Regions from separate parts of the Homo sapiens genome. Here region 1 is linked to region 2. Evidence: chromatin loops called from intact Hi-C (ENCODE). Cell type or tissue: heart right ventricle. All regions are shown on one strand. Region 1 overlaps SLFN11 (schlafen family member 11). Region 2 has its middle 61 kb from the start of SLFN11.

The links. Peaks named below come from ENCODE experiments on the same cell type or tissue, not always from the same donor. Only the 100,000 strongest peaks of a DNase experiment are listed, where the experiment ranks them.
Region 1: a loop joins it to region 2, with 2.2 times the contacts of the local background. A loop is called at or near these places in 30 of 110 quality-filtered maps.

Annotation. Positions count from the first base shown.
Region 1 is chr17:35,362,081-35,367,080 of GRCh38, forward strand. It overlaps SLFN11 (schlafen family member 11), which reads right to left. Exons shown (of 7, transcript NM_001376007.1): 3 at 4,867-4,983; 4 at 659-1,746. The coding sequence starts at 1,727. Among named protein-coding and RNA genes, the nearest start is that of SLFN11, 9.0 kb to the right of the region's middle. In heart right ventricle, no CTCF peak of the experiment used is centred here; no DNase peak of the experiment used is centred here; H3K27me3 peaks cover 366 bases.
Region 2 is chr17:35,310,139-35,315,138 of GRCh38, forward strand. No RefSeq gene overlaps it. Among named protein-coding and RNA genes, the nearest start is that of SLFN11, 61 kb to the right of the region's middle. RefSeq lists enhancers at 1,549-2,050, 3,229-3,888, 4,550-5,000. In heart right ventricle, CTCF peaks have their summits at 2,744 (motif pointing right) and 2,945; DNase peaks (open chromatin) are centred at 2,873, 3,373, 3,543 and 4,053; H3K4me3 peaks cover 2,321 bases; H3K27ac peaks cover 2,740 bases.

The sequences.
Region 1 (5,000 bases), 52 kb after region 2:
TAATAAACAGATCTAGTTGAGAAGAGATCCCTCGTTCATAGCCAACTGCCAGTTTCTGTTTTATAAATCTTCCTGCCATGGACAATTTCAAGCTCCTAATGGATTATCACTAAATACAGAGTTGGAAAGCCATGCACAGTAGCACTCCATTTTATAGTATTCCCACCACACAGATACAATAGATGTAAATAATCTCTCAAGCAAAGATAATAGTGAAATGTAGCAAATAATTAGGAAGTGGTGAGTTTGAATTTATTACATTTGTTTCTGATACGATTTATTTAGGTGCAAGTATATACAATCTAATTTTTAGTAATAACTATGTTTAACAACTAGCTCAAAAATTCCTGAAAATTTAATAATTGATTCTAAAGCCAGTAAGAGCCATTCCAGTACACCATTGCAAGGGTGGCCATTCTCAAATAATTTTCTGTTCAGTTACTAATGTAGAAAATTGGCCATTTATAGACATGTGAGTTAGGTTTCTAATCACCCAACAAAATTTTCTCATGTATGAAAAGTAGAATACTTGGGGATTCAAAATAAAGTGTTCAGTGGATGTAAGATGTTCAAAGTCATAGGCAGCAAAGGAAAATTTAATATGGGAGGTCCCAAGGATGTAGAAAGGACAGGGAGGGAGGAGCTTTCTCCCTCTTACCTGGATCTGTGTCTGTCATCATGCCTACCCATTTCTCGGTTGTCAGGCTGCAGACGTACTTGTCCTCCACTATCCATGAATTGGGAGCTTCTGAGAACACTGCACAGCAGAAGGGATTTACTCTGATCATGCAAGCATAGCCATAGAGCTCTCCCCTTTTTAACACATTCACAATTTTGAGTGTGAAGGTTATCGGGCGTTGGGGTTGGCAAAAATGAACACAAGGTAGTTTGTATATGGCTTGTTCTATTTTCCTTCTCAAAGAGTCAGGGTCAACATTTTCTTTTGCACATCCCAGGACTTCCCTACTCTTATCATCCACTCCAATAAAAAGATAGCCTCCTCCAGTGTTTGCAAATGCAGGGACGTATTCTGGAATTGTCCTTTTTACATATTCTTGGAAGTGTTTTGTAGAGAACTGTTTAAACTCTACTAACTGAGACTCAGGAAAAGGCAGGATTTCACCATATTCAAGATAGTCTTTTTGGAAAATTAGGTCAGCAGGATCCGAGTTTGGGTCAGCAGGATCCGAGTTAGGGAGCTCTTGGTATACACCCTTGTGAATTTTGTGAAAAGGTCCTTCTTCCAAGATTTTTGGCTTCCTTTTGGTCTTCAGGAAACAGAATGCCTCTCTTGAGTCCATGGAACGCACAGAGGTCTCAGATCTACGGTATAATGAAGAACTGAGGCTGCAAAGGCGGGGCTTGACAGAGCGATCTTCAGGGAAAGGGCCACTGCTCCAAGATTTAACAAAAATGTAAAAACACCTTCCTTGTTGCTTGGTCTCAAAGAAAGCCTGCAGATCTGAAGACTGAATAAGCTCTCTCAAAGACTGTTCTAAATCCAGTCCCATCTCCACGGGATGCTCAACCTTCTTGGCCATTCGAATCACTCCTCCTCCTGAGTTTAATAAAGCACATGCAGCCCGCATAACTCTCTCCTTCTCTTGGTCTCTCTGAATTTTCTGCAGCTTTTTTCTGTTTTCTTCTCCAAGAGTCACTTCTCCTACATTGATGACCAGGTCTGGGTAAGATGGTTCCACAACCAGGGGGCACTGATTTGCCTCCATGTTGAACTCACAGCTGAAACTATTAGAAGAAATGAAGTGTTACATGCATGCAATTCATTTATTAAAAGGGTATTTATTTTGTGTCTAATATGTGCTGAGAGAAGACAATAGACTAGCAAGCAAGACAGGAGCAATCCCTTCTCTTTAGGAGAAGAATGGCTGGCAAGGAAGGGTGCTAATGAAATTAGCATTTAACATCATATATGATATGGGCTATGAGAGGAAAAATATACTAAAGGGGTATCTAAACTAATCTGAAGATGATGGTTCAAAAAGACTTCCAAGGCAAAGGTGACATTTAAAGACCTGAAGGATGCATTGGAATTGGCCAGGTGAAGTTATCAGCATTGAAGAATGGAAGCAGTGGAGCGCATGAAGGGCATGTGTACAATGGCATGAGACTATCTCAGTTTAGGTTGTTGATGTTCCAGTGAACACCAACTTTAGGGGATGAGTAAAAGAAAACAACATTGAAAAGGAGACTTCAGAAAGGACTGACTGTGAAAAACCAGAGGTAGGAGAAAAACCAAGGGCATATGGTATTAAGGAAGCCCAGAACAAAGTCACCTGCACAGAGGTCTCAGATCTATGGCATAATGAAAAACTGAGGCTGCAAAGGTGGGGTGTGACAGAGCCAAGGTGTCTAATACTGCTGACAGGTACAGCTAGGTGATGACTCAAAAGTGTTATTAGGTTTAGTAAAATTAAGGTTATTGGTGACTTTGAAAAATGCTGTTCAGACACCTGGGCAGTGGGCACCAGGAGGCAATAAACCAGAGGCTAAGGTCTTACAGACCAGAGTTCATGGAGATGGCTTGAATTCCACTTGTCATTAAAAGTATTATAACATTAACCTAGATATTTAATCTTTCTAACTCTGTTTTCTTACCTATAAAACATGGTGCATCCACCTTAATATGCCTGTTATTATGAGGATTAATTGAGAATAATTCTCAATAAGTATTTAACACTATATTTTGGTTCACAGGTGTTTAGTAAAGGAATCTATATTAATTGTCCATTTCACAATGAGTCAACGAATAAATGGGAGGTAAGGAAATAGTATCATCAAATACGCACAACTTGTTCACTATATGAAGCTATAAAGGGGAGAGGTAAAAAGAAATGTAGCTGGAGGAAAAGAGGAAGTTAAAGAATCTTATTAAGATGGGAAAGGCCTGAACTGAACATATTTAGATGGGAAGAAGCCAGTAGGGAAGTGAAAATTTAAAGAGGTAGAAGGAAGTTGGGATGATTGAGACAGTGAAAGCCCTGAAAAGAGAGGTAAGGAAGGAATGTGATCCAGGATGCAGAAGAAGGTCAGGAGGAGGAGAAATGGAGATAATAGGCATGGGCAAAGGTAGGCTTATCGCTTTGGTGGGAGGAAGCTGAAAGAGTCCCCTTCTGATAGCTTCACTTTTCTCTTTGAGGTAGGAAATAAAGTCACCCCCTGAGACAGAGGCACTTGGTATAAAAACAGGACAAAAATATTTTTTGCGTGTGAGATGGGGTCTCACTCTGTCATCCAGGCTGGAGTGCAGTCACAGCTCACTGCAGCCTCAAACTCTGGGGCTCAAGTGATCCTCCCACCTCAGCCTCCTGAGTAGCTGGGACTACAGGCGCACAGCCACTATACCCAGCTAATTCTTTAAAAATTTTTTTTTTTGTAGAGATGGGGGTCTCCCCATGTTGCCCAGGCTGGTCTCAAACTCCTGGGCTCAAGCAATCCTCCTGCCTTGGCCTCCCAAAGTGCTAGGGATTATAGGCATGAGCCACAATGCCCAGCTGACAAAAACATTTTAATAATAGAATGGAGACAGTTTGAAACAGACATTATAAAGAACAAGAAAGATATTTGACATGGGAAACAAACAACTTACAATGGAAGATTAATACAGCAGACAAAATAAGTAAATCATATCTTCAAGTATAAATAAACTCTCAAAGCATGATGATAAATTTAAAAAGCAGGTTTGCAAAAAATAATATACAATAGAATAGCATTTAGATTAAAATATTTTAAAAACTGTAATAAATACGTTTATGTTTAGTAAAAGGAGAAAAGCATAGTGAATAAAGATGCACTTATTTTTTACAGAGGTTACAATAAGGATGGAAAATAATGAGATTGGAGAATTAAGCCTTTAACTGTACATACAATGCTGTAAGTTCAGAAGAAAAAGCACCTGTACCAAATACATCTCAGAGGTGGGTGGGACATAAATTTTTGTTGTTTTCTTGTCTTTGCACTTCTGGAATTCTGAATTATTACAACATTTTTTAAAAGCCATCCTCCTTCAAATTAAAAAGGTAGTCGGGGGAAAGGGTAGGATTTTATCACAGAAGTAACTGAAATCTGGACTATGCATTCTAAGACAAATAGGTCAGGGAATGAGGGTGGCAGGGATCGCATTGATAGGAACGAAGTAAAAAGGTGAATGGATTATAGGTCTCAATAAGGGAAATAATAAAGAAGGAGCGTGAACTTTGAAATAAAGATTATGAATAATCAAGATTAAGAATTGTTCAAAAAGATCAATATAATCAACAAATAACCGATATCACTATTTGAAAATTATTATTTAAAACAAAATTGTAAAAAATCAGTACAATCAACAAATACTTTGCATCATTATTTGAAAATTATTTTTTTTAAATAAAAATTTTAAATACAGTCAACAAATACCTTGCATCATTATTGGAAAATTATTAAAATAAAATAAAATTTAAAACAATCAGTAAATTCATAAACTATTTTGAAGTCATCAAGGATATATACAATATGTAGAAGCAGACTATCACAGCCTTATTTTCCTTTCCTACAAAAATCCATCCTATACTAAAGGCTTGGAATTACAAGTCTCAGTGGGTGCTAGTAACTCTGAACAGATAAGGTGGATGTTATTGCAGGTGACAGAAGGAATGAGATGACTGAGGTGTGAAGACATTTAGAAGAAATTTGTTAGATAAAAGTGAAGGCTGGGCCGGGTTTGGTGGCTCATGCCTGTAATCCCAGCACTTTGGGAGGCTGAGGCAGGCAGATCACTTGAGCCTAGGAGTTTGAGACGAGTCTGGGCATCATGGTGAAATCTCACCTCCTCAAAAAATACAAAAATTAGGCAGGTGTGGTGGTACTCACCTGTGGTCCCAGCTACTCAGGCGGCTGAGGTGAGAGAATCACCTGAGCCTTCGAGACGAGATTGTGGTGAACCAAGATCGTGCCACTGCACTCCAGCCTGGGGGTCAAAGTAAGAATCTGTCTCAAAAAAAAAA
Region 2 (5,000 bases):
CATGGACACAGGGAGGGGAACATCACACACCAGGGCCTGTCAGGGGGTGGGGGCATAGGGGAGGGATAGCATTAGTAGAAGTACCTAATGTAGGTGATGGGTTGATGGGTGCAGCAAACCACCATGGCACATGTATACCTATGTAACAAAACTCCACATTCTGCACATGTATCCCAGAACTTAAAGTATAATAAAATAAATAAATATATAATAAATAAATAAATAAATAAAAAGCAAGACTCAATGATCTGTTGCCTATAAGAAACATGTTTCACCCATACAGATACACATAGGCCGAAAATAAAGGGATGGAAAAAGATATTCTATGCTAATGGAAACCAAAAAAGAGCAGGAGTAGCTATACTTGTGTCAGACAAAATAGATTACAAGACAAAACTTTTGGCCAGGTGCAGTGGCTCATGTTTATAATTCCAGAACTTTCAGAGGCCTAGATGGGCAGATTGCTTGAGCCCAGGAGTTTGAGACCAGCCTGGGCAACATGGCAAAACCTCATCTCTATTTAAAATAGAAAAACCACTCAGGTATGGTGGTGCATGCCTGTAGTCCCAGCTAGTCAGGAGGCTGAGGTGGGAGGATCACTTGAGCCTGAGAAACAGAGGTTTCAGTGAGCCAAGATCACACCGGTGCACTCCAGCCTGGGTGAAAGAGCAAGACCCTGTCTCAAAAAAAATTAACTTTTTGTTGTTTTTATTCATCTTATTGTACTGACTATGTCTTGAAAAGTTGGTTTTTACTATATTTGTTTATCATTTAATCTTTCTATTTAAGATAAGAGTAGTTTACACGGCACAGTTACAGTGCTATACTATTCTGTGTTTTTCTGTGTACTTTCTATTGCCAATGAGATTTGTACCTTCAGATTATTTTTTCTCATTCATTAATGTCTTTATTTCTGATTGAAGTACTGCCTTTCACATCTCTTGTAGGACTGGTCTGGCGTTTATGAAATCCCTGTTTCTGTATGTCTCGGAAAGTCTTATTTCTCCTTCATGTTTGAAGGATTTTTCACCTGATATACTATTCTAGGGTGGGTGTTTTTTTCCTTCAGCACTTTAAATATGTCATGCCAGCTCTCTCCTGGCCTGTAAGGTTGAAATGTCTGCTGCCACACTTATTGGGATTCCATTGCATATTATTTTTTTCTTTTCTTTTGCTGCTTTTGGGAGCTTTTCTTTAACCTTGAGCTTTGGAAATTTGATTATTACGTGCCTTGAAGTAGTCTTCTTTAGGTTAAATCTGCTTTGTGTTCTATAACCTTCTTGTAATTGGATATTGATTTCTTTCTCTGGGTTTGGGATGTTCTCTGTTATTATCCCTTTGAATAAACTTTTTACCCCTATCTCTTTCTCTAGCTCCTCTTTGTCCAATTTCCACTCTGTGCCTTTTAAGTGGAACATTTAGACCATTTACATTCAACGTTAATATTTATATGTGAGGTTTTTAATCCTGTTGTGATGTTGTTAGCTGGTTTCTTTGTAGTCCCGATTTGTGTAGTTGCTTTATAAGGTCTGTGAACTATGTATAATACTTAAGTGTGCTTTTGTGGTAGCAGGCATCATTCTTTCATTTCCATATTTAAAACTCTCTTAGGATATCTCGTAATGCTAGTCTAGTGGTAAAAAATAAGGTCCTTTAACAATTGCTTGCCTGGAAAATATTTTATTTCTTCTTTGTTTATGAAGCTTAGTTTGGGAAGACATCAAATTCCTGGTTGGACTTCCTTTTATTTGAGAATACTGAAAATAAGTACTCAATCTCTTCTCATTTGTAAGGTTTCTGCTGAGAAGTCCATTGTTAGCCTAATGGGGTTCCCTTGTAAGTGATCTGACATTTTTCTCTAGGTGTCGTTTAACATTTTTTCTTTAGTATTGACTTTGGATACTCTGGTGACTATGTGCCTTGGTGACATTTGTCTTGTATAGTATCTTGCAGGTGTTCTCCAGGTTTATTGTGTTTGGATGTCTACCTCTCTAACAAGATTAGGAAAACATTTTTGAATTATTCCTTCAAATAAGTTTTCCAGCTGTTTACTTTTTCTTCTTCTCTCAGGAATTCCAATCTTTTGTAGATTTGGTTGCTTAACATAATCCTATGTTTCTAAAAAATTTTACTCATTTTTAAACAATTCTTTATTTCTGTGTGACTGAGTTAGTTAGAAATATTGGTCTTCATGCTCTGAAATTCTTCCTTGTGCTTGATCTAGTCTGTTGATAGAGATTTCAATAGTATTTTGAAATTCTGTAAGTGAGTTTTTCAATTTCTGAAGATCTGATAAGTTTTAAAAAGATGCTTATCTCTTCCTTCATTTTCTGGATTGCTTTAGTAGTTTCCTTGCGTCGATTTTCAGCCTTGTCTTGGATCTCGTTGAGCTGCCTTGCAATCCATGCTTTGAATTCTCTGTCATTTCTGAGCTTCCTTTTTTGTTAGGGTCCATTGGTGGAGAGCTAGTGTAATCTTTTGGTGGTGTCACAACATTCAGATTTTTCATGGTGCTGGAATTCTTACACTGTTTCCTTCTTATCTGGAGAGGCTAGCACTTCTAATTTTTGTAATTAATTTAATGTGGAAAGAATTTTTTTTCTTTGCCTTTCTCCCCCACCCCATCTCTAGCAGGGTATAGCTACAGAGTATGTTGAGTAGGGCCTTCTGGCTTTGCTTCTGTAACCCTATGCACTTCTGTTGGCAGGTTTTACACTGGGCTGTGATATTTGATCTACAGGCCAGTAGATGGCGCTTAAGGGTAATTGTCAGCTGCGGCACAAGCAGAGGAGTATGTAACTGATCTTTGTTTACTGTGAAGTTCTCTCTATTGTCTCAGGAGGTGGGCTGGGCAGTGGAGAGCCCCCTACCCTAAGCTTTCCTGTTCTTGGAGGGTAGCTGGAGCCCCTAGCTTGCCTAAGAAGGCCCCAGTAGTGAGTGCAGGCACCAGCCCTGATGACAGTGGGTGGGTGGCTCCCGGTGAAATGCGCTGAGGTGTCTTTGGGGTGAGGAGGTTAGGGGGCTGTACTGGCTCCCCATCCTACATAGGCAGGAACATGATCTGTTTGCCTATCACACCCCTGTTCTGGGCGGGGTTGGTGACTCCTAGTTCAGACACACATAGCCAATCTCTGGACCCCTACGTGGTTGAGAGCCACAGGAAACTGTTTTGTGAGTCTCCGTGGGAGTGGTTTGGGGGCAAAACTTTGTAACTCAGCCCAATAGAGATAGCTTTGTGGCTCCTCTGTTTTCTGATGTGGTAGCACTGCTGCTTCATGTGAAGGGTGGGGCGGGGAGAGCTCCACCCCAAACCCTTACATGGTTGGTTATGGTGGTGTCCGCTGATTGGGTCCACCTGACCTCGGCCCCGGTGGAAGTTATCGGGTGGCAGCAGAGTTGGAATGGGATAGGTAGTTCCCCGTTTCCAGGACCCCAGACGGCCTGCTGGGACAGTGTATATGAGTCCGGAATGGGCTGGACCAGGGTCAGGCTAGCCCAGACTTCAGGTACGGGCTGTGATGACGAGGAGTGGGCTAGTCTCCCGGGTCGGTCACCGCTGAACTCTCAGGTGAGGGCAGGCAGAGCACTTGGGCGGTGGAATCCCAAGGAAGATCAAAAGCTTGGGGGGTTGGGTTTTCAGAAGGGCTCTGGGCTGCAGCTGAAAATGTTTACATGGGGCAGGGTGGCTGTGCTGTGGGTCTTTCACCGGGGAGGGCAGGACCCCTCAGCTGGGGCAGTGGGGACGGGGCACTCTTGCACTTCCCTCCCACGCAAGCAATGCTGGATTTCACTGCTGCGGGCACACAAAGGTGCAAAGCCTCCTCTTCCCACGCTGGCCTGGGGGTGGTAGGGATGGAGCCAAAAAGCTTGTTGCTGGCCTCAGGGAATTGGGCTCTCAAAGGAACCGAGCCATGGCCATAATTTCAGGAAGGGGCAGGAAGGCCGTTGTGGGCCGGAAGCCAGCGAGCCCGATTTGGCAGGGGACAGCAGACGCGGGGAGTCCTCGGTTACACAGTCTCCTCCTTCTTATCTCAGCTGAGACATCAGTGCTGAAGGCACAGGAAGGTGTCCAGCCTCCTTGTTCCCTCCCAGACCCGGGGGCAACAGGGGTGGAGGGGGAGGCAAAGGCAACAGAGATCGAAAAGGGCCTGTCAGCTACCTCAATGAGTCCTGCACGCAGAGGAACACCAAGTCTCCACCGCGGTGTTCGGGCAGGAATGGGGCGGGTGCACTGGGTGCCAGAAGGTGGTGAGCCTCATAGTGTATGCAGAGAGTTGCCCGGTGTGTGCAGTCTGTCCATTGTTCCTCCGTATCTTGGCTGTGACATCCATGCTGGAGGTACACACAAATGTGTCCAGTCTTCTTGTTCCCTCCTTGGCCTGAGGGCAGCAAAAGCGGAGGCAGCGGCAGTGGCGACTGTGGAGGGCTTGTCAGTTACCTCTGGGGAACTTGATCCCCATTACAAGCCATTACGAGCCACAGTGTTCAGGCGGGGTCAGGGCAGCTGTGCTAGGAGCCCAGGCCTGGGACCCTGTCTGGTGAGGAGCAGTGGGGATGGAGATGTTGTGCAGTGTGCAGTTTGGCCTCTCCTCAGCACCACAGCTGCACCACAACCTAGGGTTGTGCAGAAGAGGCTGGTCCCACTTGTTGGCAGGGCTGCATGGGGATCAAAGGCCCAGGGGTTCCACGTGGGCTTGAGTGTGCCTCTGCATAGACCCTCTGTAGGTCTGGAGGCCTACACAGTGGGGTGGGGGTTGGTCAAGGGACTCTCCCATACCCTGAATTGCAAAGACCTAAGTGTAGATTCCCCAGGGACTCTTTCTCTGCCTTAGGGAGCTTCTCCCTGCTCCAGCTCTGCCTCTCTCTCTGTTCTCTGTGGGTCCCATCACTTCCTTGAAGAAAATCCTAGCATGATCTCAGCCTATTCACTTGTAGAGTTAGTATTTACTCACTACTTTGTGTTCCTCTCTGAGAGAGAGGCAGGCACTAGCTGCTTCTAC